2 separate regions of the Homo sapiens genome follow, and region 2 is linked to region 1. A link is an interaction called in ENCODE POLR2A ChIA-PET data of the cell type or tissue named here. Cell type or tissue: A673. All regions are shown on one strand. Region 1 overlaps LOC105376646 (a long non-coding RNA gene). Region 2 overlaps EXT2 (exostosin glycosyltransferase 2).

The links. ChIA-PET counts read pairs that join two places held together with the same protein. Peaks named below come from ENCODE experiments on the same cell type or tissue, not always from the same donor. Only the 100,000 strongest peaks of a DNase experiment are listed, where the experiment ranks them.
Region 2: POLR2A ChIA-PET joins it to region 1 with 11 read pairs; 1 of 35 experiments calls an interaction of 5 or more read pairs at or near these places.

The regions. Positions count from the first base shown.
Region 1 is chr11:44,521,663-44,525,662 of GRCh38, reverse strand. LOC105376646 (a long non-coding RNA gene) reads left to right here. Exons shown (of 5, transcript XR_931232.1): 1 at 1-184; 2 at 1,625-1,824; 3 at 3,055-3,160. Among named protein-coding and RNA genes, the nearest start is that of CD82, 42 kb to the left of the region's middle. In A673, a CTCF peak has its summit at 1,973 (motif pointing left); a DNase peak (open chromatin) is centred at 1,972.
Region 2 is chr11:44,176,225-44,180,224 of GRCh38, reverse strand. All of the region lies in intron 8 of EXT2 (exostosin glycosyltransferase 2), which reads right to left. Among named protein-coding and RNA genes, the nearest start is that of EXT2, 83 kb to the right of the region's middle. RefSeq lists an enhancer at 1,560-2,060. In A673, a CTCF peak has its summit at 1,732; DNase peaks (open chromatin) are centred at 804, 1,584 and 2,125; H3K4me3 peaks cover 418 bases; H3K27ac peaks cover 3,434 bases.

The sequences.
Region 1 (4,000 bases):
CTTCAAGGAGCTTACAATCTAGTGCGGAAAGGGACGTTTGTCAAATCATCCCATGAATATGCATAAAAGTTCAGACAGCACCCAGTGCTGTGAAGGCCACTGTCGGTGAGGGAAGACCCTAGAGAGGAGGCTTGATCTCACTTGGGGCCTGGCAGGCACCTCGAGGAAGGGATGTATCTAAGAGGTAGTGTGTCTGATGCTCTGTGTACACCATTTCTCAACCTTGGGGCAATCCTGCAAGATCAGGGTCACTGTCCCCATTTTGTAGATGAGGACATGGAGGCCCAGCGAGGAGCACCCTCTGTTGCAGCCTCAGGATCCCGGGGAGACTGGCTGTGACTGGGACTCGGGTCTACCCACTCTTTGCTGCCTACTGTCTGGGACTGACATTTTGCAGAAGAGGGAATCAGCCTAGAGAAGCACAGTGACTCCTCCAGGGCCACCAAGCCAGGGGAAACCAGGTCACCTCGTCCTGGTGTAGATCCTGAAGGCTGCCTCTGCCCTGTGAGATTTCCCATGTCACTGCTCATTTGCACACTCAGCGCTTCCTCCTCCTCCTCCCAAGCTTCCTTCCAATTGGCGGCTGAGGCAGCATCAGAAACCACAGTGCTGGGCCCAGTGCCAGAGCCTCCCCCTCAGTGACCCCCTTCCCACGTCCTGAGTTTCTGAGACTAGCTCTGTCCAGGGGGAAGCTTTTCCAGCCCTTTCGAGCCCACGTGCACTCGAGAGTATGTGTGAAAACGTGCACTTACCTGGAGCATGTCTTCCCTGTGGTGTGCAGCGAGGGGCAAATAGGGCCCTCTCTAAGATTAGCCCCCAACCCCCGCCCCCGACACACACACACACTAATTTCCACAAGTATGGGCAGGACTTTCTGCTGAAGTCATCACAGATGGGTGGAGTTCGGGGGTGCTTGGTATCCTGGGGGTTTTCAGGGCAGTGTAGCCCCTGCACCAGGCGCTGCGTGCCTGGGGAGACACCAACAGCTTGCTGGCTAGGTGGTGGCCAGGCAGGGACAGAGAGCAGGCCCAGAGGGAGCCGGGGAGGCAGGACTCCAGGACATCTGGGCTGGGGGAAGGTGGAAAGTGCAAAATATCCGTGCAGGAGGTGAAGGCCTGGATGTGTAAGGCCCTGAGGTCTCTGACAGGAAGTGAAAACCTCAGGGAACTGGAAGCTTGGCTGGGAACAGGCCGTGAGAGGGAAACTCGGCCACACGGAGAAGCCGGCCGAGGCCTCCTTGAGCAGATGGGGATACTGAGGCTGAGGCAACTGCTTTGCTCAAGGGACTGGGAGTCTTTTTTATTTTCCACCCCACCGTTCCTAGATTAAAGCCAGCTGAGAATATTGCTTCTGTGACAGCCCGATTACCTTGGCCTAAATTTTCTAGTGGGTGAGGAGAGGCAGCACTGTGCTAACATAGCCAGCTTTTTTTTTTTTTTTTTTTAACTTTTTTAGTGACAGGGTCTTACTCTATCACCCGGGCTGGAGTGCAGTGACACAATCAATGACTTGCTGCAGCCTTGAACTCCTGGTTTCAAGCAAACCTCCTACTTCAGCCTCCTGAGTAGCTGGGACCACAGGCATATGCCACCACACCTGGCTAATTTTCCAATTTTTTGTACAGACAGGATCTCATGTTATTTAGGCTTGTCTGGGACTCCTGGCCTCAAGCAATCCTCCTGCCTCGGCCTACCGAAGTGCTGGGATTACAGGCATGAGCCACTGCACCCGGCCACCAGCATTTGTTAAAGTCTCACCACGGATCAGGCTCTCATCTAAAAAACTTGAAGTTGTCATTCTGTGTCCTTACAGTAACCCCTCAAGGTAGGTGTCACTCTCATCTCCATTTTACAAATGAGAAAAGAGGCTAACTAAGGGAAGTTAAAGAGCTTGCCGAAGATCACATAGCCAGAATTTTAATCCGAGGATCTGGAGCCTCTTTTGCGGTGCCATCAAAGGCTTGCTGGCTCCCCCTGGTGTGCCCTCAAGGCAGCTGCCTGTGACTGTCCTGTAGGGGAAGCTTTGCAGATAGGGGACCTTTGTAGATCGTCGATATCCTGGGCTCTGCGCATGCTGTGGTTCCTCTGCCTGAAATGCTCTTCCTGCCTCTTCTTCTTCTTCTTCTTCTTCTTCTTCTTCTTCTCCTTCTCCTTCTCCTTCTCCTTCTCCTTCTCCTTCTCCTTCTCCTTCTCCTTCTCCTTCTCCTTCTTCTTCTTCTTCTTCTTCTTCTTCTTTCTTCTTCTTCTTTTTTTTTTTTTTTTTGATACGGAGTCTTCCTCTATTGCCCAGGCTGGAGTGCAGTGGCTCAATCTTGGCTCACTGCAACCTTCGCCTCCTGGGTTCAAGAAATTCTCCTGCCTCAGCCTCCCGAGTAGCTAGGACTACAGGCGCACACCATCATGCCTGGCTAGTTTTTTTGTATTTTTAGTAGAGACGGGGTTTCACCATATTGGCCAGGCTGGTCTTGAACTCCTGACCTCGTGATCTGCCTACCTTGGACTACCAAAGTGCTGGGATTACTGACGTGAGCCACCGCGCCCAGACTTCCTGCCTCTTTTCTAGTGTCCTGGCCTGCTTTGGAGCTCAGTCTGAAGTTAGCTCCTGCTTTGGGGGTTACCTCCCCCTGAACTCCAGGCTAGGCTGGGTTTCCCTGTTTTTCCTCCCAGAGCACCTGTATATCTTCTTTGTAGCATTCATTCATTCATTCATGTTTCATTCAGTAAGTATCTACTCAGAGCACATGGTAAGTCAGGTGCTGGAGACAGAGCACAAAGGGGTCACAACTCCCACCCTCGTGGTGTGCACTGTCTAGTGGGGAAGACAGGAAAACAAAGAAATGCATAACCTTGTACCAAATACTCATACTCCTACTTTTTGAAAAATCAGGAAAGGGGATGGAGATTGATGGGGTGGTATTTTAGACATGGGGGTCCGGAAAGGTCACTCAGAAGAGGTGACATTTGAGCAGAGATGTGAGCAAAGTGATTTGTCATAGCATGCCTTAATTATTCTCTGAACTTCTGTCTCATGCCTGTCTTTTCTACTGGGCTATAGCTGAAGACAAAATATTTGCCAGTCTTGTTCATGAAGGTATTCCAATGCCTAGAACATTGCTTTTGCACATAGTAGGTGCTCAACAAACGGGCCTTGCACACAGTAGGTGAGTAAATGAGTGAGTGAATAAATGAATGAATGAATGAATGATGGAGGCAGAAAAATCTTTGCAGGCTCAAGTGCTAACTCTAGTCCTGTGCTCCACAACAGTTGCAGACATGTCAATCTCCTCCTCAAAGCCTCCCTTTCCTCCTAAATAGGGAATTAATGGGGAGCTTGACCGATCCTTTGGGACAGGTGTTAAGAATCTCAACTGGTTAAAAAATCTGGACCCAAAATAGATGATTAAGAGACCCAGAAGGCAGTGGGGCTGTGAGGACGTGGAGGGCAAAAAGGCATCCAGTTTGCATTGCTCCAATTCCTCCCCAGACAGCCAGCCTCGATGGACTGTCTGTAGTCCACACTTTTTTTTTTTTTTTTTTTGAGACTGAGTCTCGCTCTGTCACCCAGGCTGGAGTGCAGTGGTGCAATCTCGGCTCACTGCAACCTCCGCCTCCTGGGTTCAAGCGATTCTTCTGCCTCAGCCTCCCGAGTAGCTGGGACTACAGGTGCGTGCCACCACACCCGGCTAATTTTTGTGTTTTTAATAGAGGCAGGGTTTCACCATATTGGCCAGGCTGGTCTCAAACTCCTGACCTCATGATCCACCCACCTCGGCCTCCCAAAGTGCTGGAATTACAGGTGTGAGCCACCACGCCCAGCTGTTGTCCACACTCTTATTTGAGCCAGAGTACCCATCAGGGAGGCTGAGGTGGTGGGAGAAGGCTGCTTCCTGACTAACAGCTGTGCCAACTCCAGAGCTGCAGGTCCAGGCAGGCAGGGACCTCAACCCCAGCACAAAAGGATGTAGAGGGGTAGGAGGCCAGGGTGACTTGGGAGCCAGGGG
Region 2 (4,000 bases), 350 kb after region 1:
AAAAAGAGGTTTCTGAGTAAGAAATTTAAAAACAGCATTAATGGGGAAATAGGAAGAAAGTATCAGAGAAAAGTTAGAGTTAAAAGCAGTTACTCCTTGAAAACAGGCCCTAATTTTCATTCTATGGTTTCTTTTACTTGAATTTTTAAGCCGCACTATTTTCTAAAACACAAAACCAAGAAATATAGCTGAGGGAAAAAAAAGGGAGAGCCAAAAGTCAAGAATCAACCTCTGGTTGAAGCAATGTGTAAAGTTTTCTAACCTGCAGCTGTAATGACCCATTTATTAGAAATTTACACTCAAATATTAATCAATTGGGAGACACATAAAAAATTAATCAATTGGGAGACACATTAATCAATTGGGAGACACAAAAGTCAAGAATCAACCTCTCATTGAAGCAGTGTGTAAAGTTTCCTAATCTGCAGCTGTAATGACCCATTTATTAGAAAATTATACTCAAATATTAATCAATTGGGAGACACATAAAAAGGACAGAATATTAGAAACGGAAACAAAATTCATTATCTTGAGGTTATAATACTTAATTATCACATTTCCCTGGTAAGTTCTATTATTGAATCATTTAAGCAGACCTCAAGGGAGAATTACAATGGCCCCTGAAAAAAGGGGAAAGGGAATTTGATGTGCTAATATAAGTGATAGTTGGTACATGAAAGATTACTTTGCCAAAACATTCAGTATGTTCTTAATTAATCTGCTGCCAGATCAAGCTCCCACGGACTCTGAAAAACTATTCTACTCACTGCCCTCCCACAAGCTGTGTGATGTAAGGAAGCAGTCAGGTTTTGATTCATGAAAGCTAGAGCCATAAAAGTGAACTCTAAGTAAGCAATGAAGGCAGGACTGCATCTAAGGAAACAATGTGTGTAGATTCATTCATCCAGCACCACCACTGGGGCTGCCACGCAGATGTGTGTTACACAGGCACATTAGTTTATCTCTGCTACAAAAGCTCTAGTATGCTCTTCTGATTGACAAGATCATCTTAGCAATATCCTCGAGTCCGTCTTTTCATATTCTTTATCTATCCTCCCCATCTGGATCTGGCTTGTGATTTTCATTTTCTTTACCATTTTCTATCTGACCATCAGAATTGGCCAAGTTCTTTGCTTGGGGCCCCAGATCAAGCTCTCTGTGTCTTTCTGCATCTCTCCATCTGCAGACCCAGTTCAGCTTTCCTTATTCCCTGGCTGCTGACATCCTGAGACTTTCTAGCTCACTTCCAAAGAAGTAAAAGGTACTACTCAAGGAAAGGTCTGGAATTTAGGGTAGCATACTGGATCACTTGTGCAAATGTGATCCTATAAATGTGATACCTATAAAAACAATAGACTTCAAAAAGCTTAAACTTACCTTAAATTCAAGCTAAAATTTCTAAATTCCATACATTTTTTTTTTTTAATCATATCTAGGCAGTAGGAGGAAGATGGAGAGAATAAGCCAAGAAGGCCTCCTGGGGGGCAGGGTAGGCTTTCAAATTCCAGAGAAACATTCCACAACTTACAGGGTGCTGAGTTGAGTTACACAGACTGTTAACCTGGTATCTTTTCAACTTAGAGTTCTGCTTCATACATCCGAGCTAGTGCTTCTTCAGCTTGCAGAGTGATTTATTGCTTGTTAGTGTTTATAGCTGAGTGATATTTTCAGCTGCTTGTACAACCACAACCTTTGTGAGTGAGGGCCACCGTCTGGACATCTAAGTATAGGCAGCCCTGAGTTTTTCATGTAGCTGAGACAGATTTAGTCTGAACCCAGCCTCTGGATGCCTCTAATCCAAGCCCCGCAGGGTTAAGAGGAGGAAATGGATGAGGAGAAAGGAAGAGCCTTCTCCAGGGAGTGAGTTAGGACACTCACAGTGAATGAAATCCCACATCAAAATATGGTCCCTGGACCAGCAGCATCAATATCCAACACTTGAGAACTTGCTAGAAATGCGAATTCTAGGTTCCTACCCCAGACCTACCCAATCTGAATCTCAGGGTGGAGTGGCAGCACTCTGTATTCTGATGCCTACTAAAGATTGAGAACCACTGCCCCATGGCACACTCTACCACATTTTGCCCACAGCTGTGATTTCTGATCCCCCTGGGTGATTCTTGCCAATCAAGTGCTCTTATGCAATACTCTCATCTGGCTGATCCCTTGCCCTTTCTATCTTCAAAAACTAGAGCTAGACTGAGGCTTAGAGGAAGTCCAGGGAAGTATCTAATCCTCATCTGAGGCTTTGATTGCAGTGAAGTTGCCACTCTGGCTAGATTTCATAGAAAAAGCTCTTGTTTTTCAACCTCATTCTTATTCTGGGTATAATAATTCATTTTAAGATGCTTCCCCATTTTTCTCATCAATTTTTGTCAATGGCCATAAGAACCCCTACTCTCTTCTCTTTCTGTTTTAAATCTGGTAAAGTAAATGCAGAAAGGAAAAAAATCTGGGGTATCTTTATTAGTGTTACCTATGATAGCAAACTTGGAAAAAAAACCATCTATCAAAAATGTAAATAAAATTATAACATTGATAAGATGCAGTATAATCTTTTAAATCACATCATAGAAAAATAACATGGGAAAACACTCCACTCTACATAATTTTCAGACTATATTACATTTAGTTTTTAAAAAGCTGTCACTGAGAGGACATAGCTTTGGTGACACATGAATTCACTGTTTGAAGCTCACTTGTCTCTGTCTCTGTCCTCCTACATATGTTCACATCTGGCAGAGAAACAGAAGTAAAATGAGGAGGGTGTCCAAGGAGAACCCTAGCTATAGAGGCTAGCCCCAGATGTGCGGATGAAGGTCTGCCAAGAGGCAAGACCAGAAATGACATAAAAGTTAGAAGTAATATAGGATATTTAGGGAGATGACAAAGCTTTGCTGATATTTGCAAAAAGGAGAGAAAAATAAAAGCATGAAGAGACTGAAAAGGCATAAAAATATAGGCAGCCTTAACATGAACAGCTAAGAAAATTAATATAAAAACATGCACACTTCCCCTAATAAAGAACCTTAACTTGGTGATAAATTCCTTTCAAAAAGAATTCCTTTCAAAACAAAAGGTCAATCTCTCCAGTTTAGACAGGTGTATTACTTTAACATTATTTCCAAGTTTTACTGTGTCAAACTTTTTCAGGTTCTGAGGGTGTGGTGCAACGTGGATAATGTCATCACCCTAGTTTTACAGATAAGAGTGACAAAGCATCTAGTGACATGAATACTCTGCAAGGCCACCTCTCACTGTCATAATCATCGACACACGTAGGCCTTTTTTTTTTTTTTTTTACATTAAACTAAGGCAGCTGCATCTAGCCAAAATATGACTCTGAACTCTCACCTCTCCTTCTCCAGTCTGAGCAAGCTCTGTGCATGGCTGGAGACCCTAAGAGTGTATCTCTGAAAACCCCAGACCACCCCTTGATTTACTGACCAAGATCCACACCTACTCCCACCTCGGAATGTCAGACATCATAAATTTGATGGAATCTAGAGAAGAGACTCCCCTGCAGGTTGGGCTCATAGTAATCTCATCTAGAGTAGGTTAAATATTTCTGAGGGAAGAGGAGAAGTAAACTATAAATAAACCATCGCTATTCAGGCCTCCCATCAGTTGCTTTCACTGAAGATGGAGAAATGTATAACCCACTGCTTTAAATCAGGGCTCTTGTCACCTGAGCTAGAAATGTGATAAATACCAAAGTATCCTAAAAAGGATTATTTAAGAAAGAGTTAAAAATATATAGAGAATATATTTTCCAGTTATATACCTTGATTTATGCTTTTTATGCTTATGTTACCTCTCAAATTGTTAAGAGTTTAGCACTTTGACCATTCTGTCCTGAATTAAAACATATCTATTTCAAAACTGCAAAATTTCATATTCTATTTTTCCTAGCCTACCTATATTCTTATAAAAAAGAACTAAATTCCAACCCTTTATTCTTATTAAACATCTCTTAGAGCTTTAGATAAAAGTATAGGAT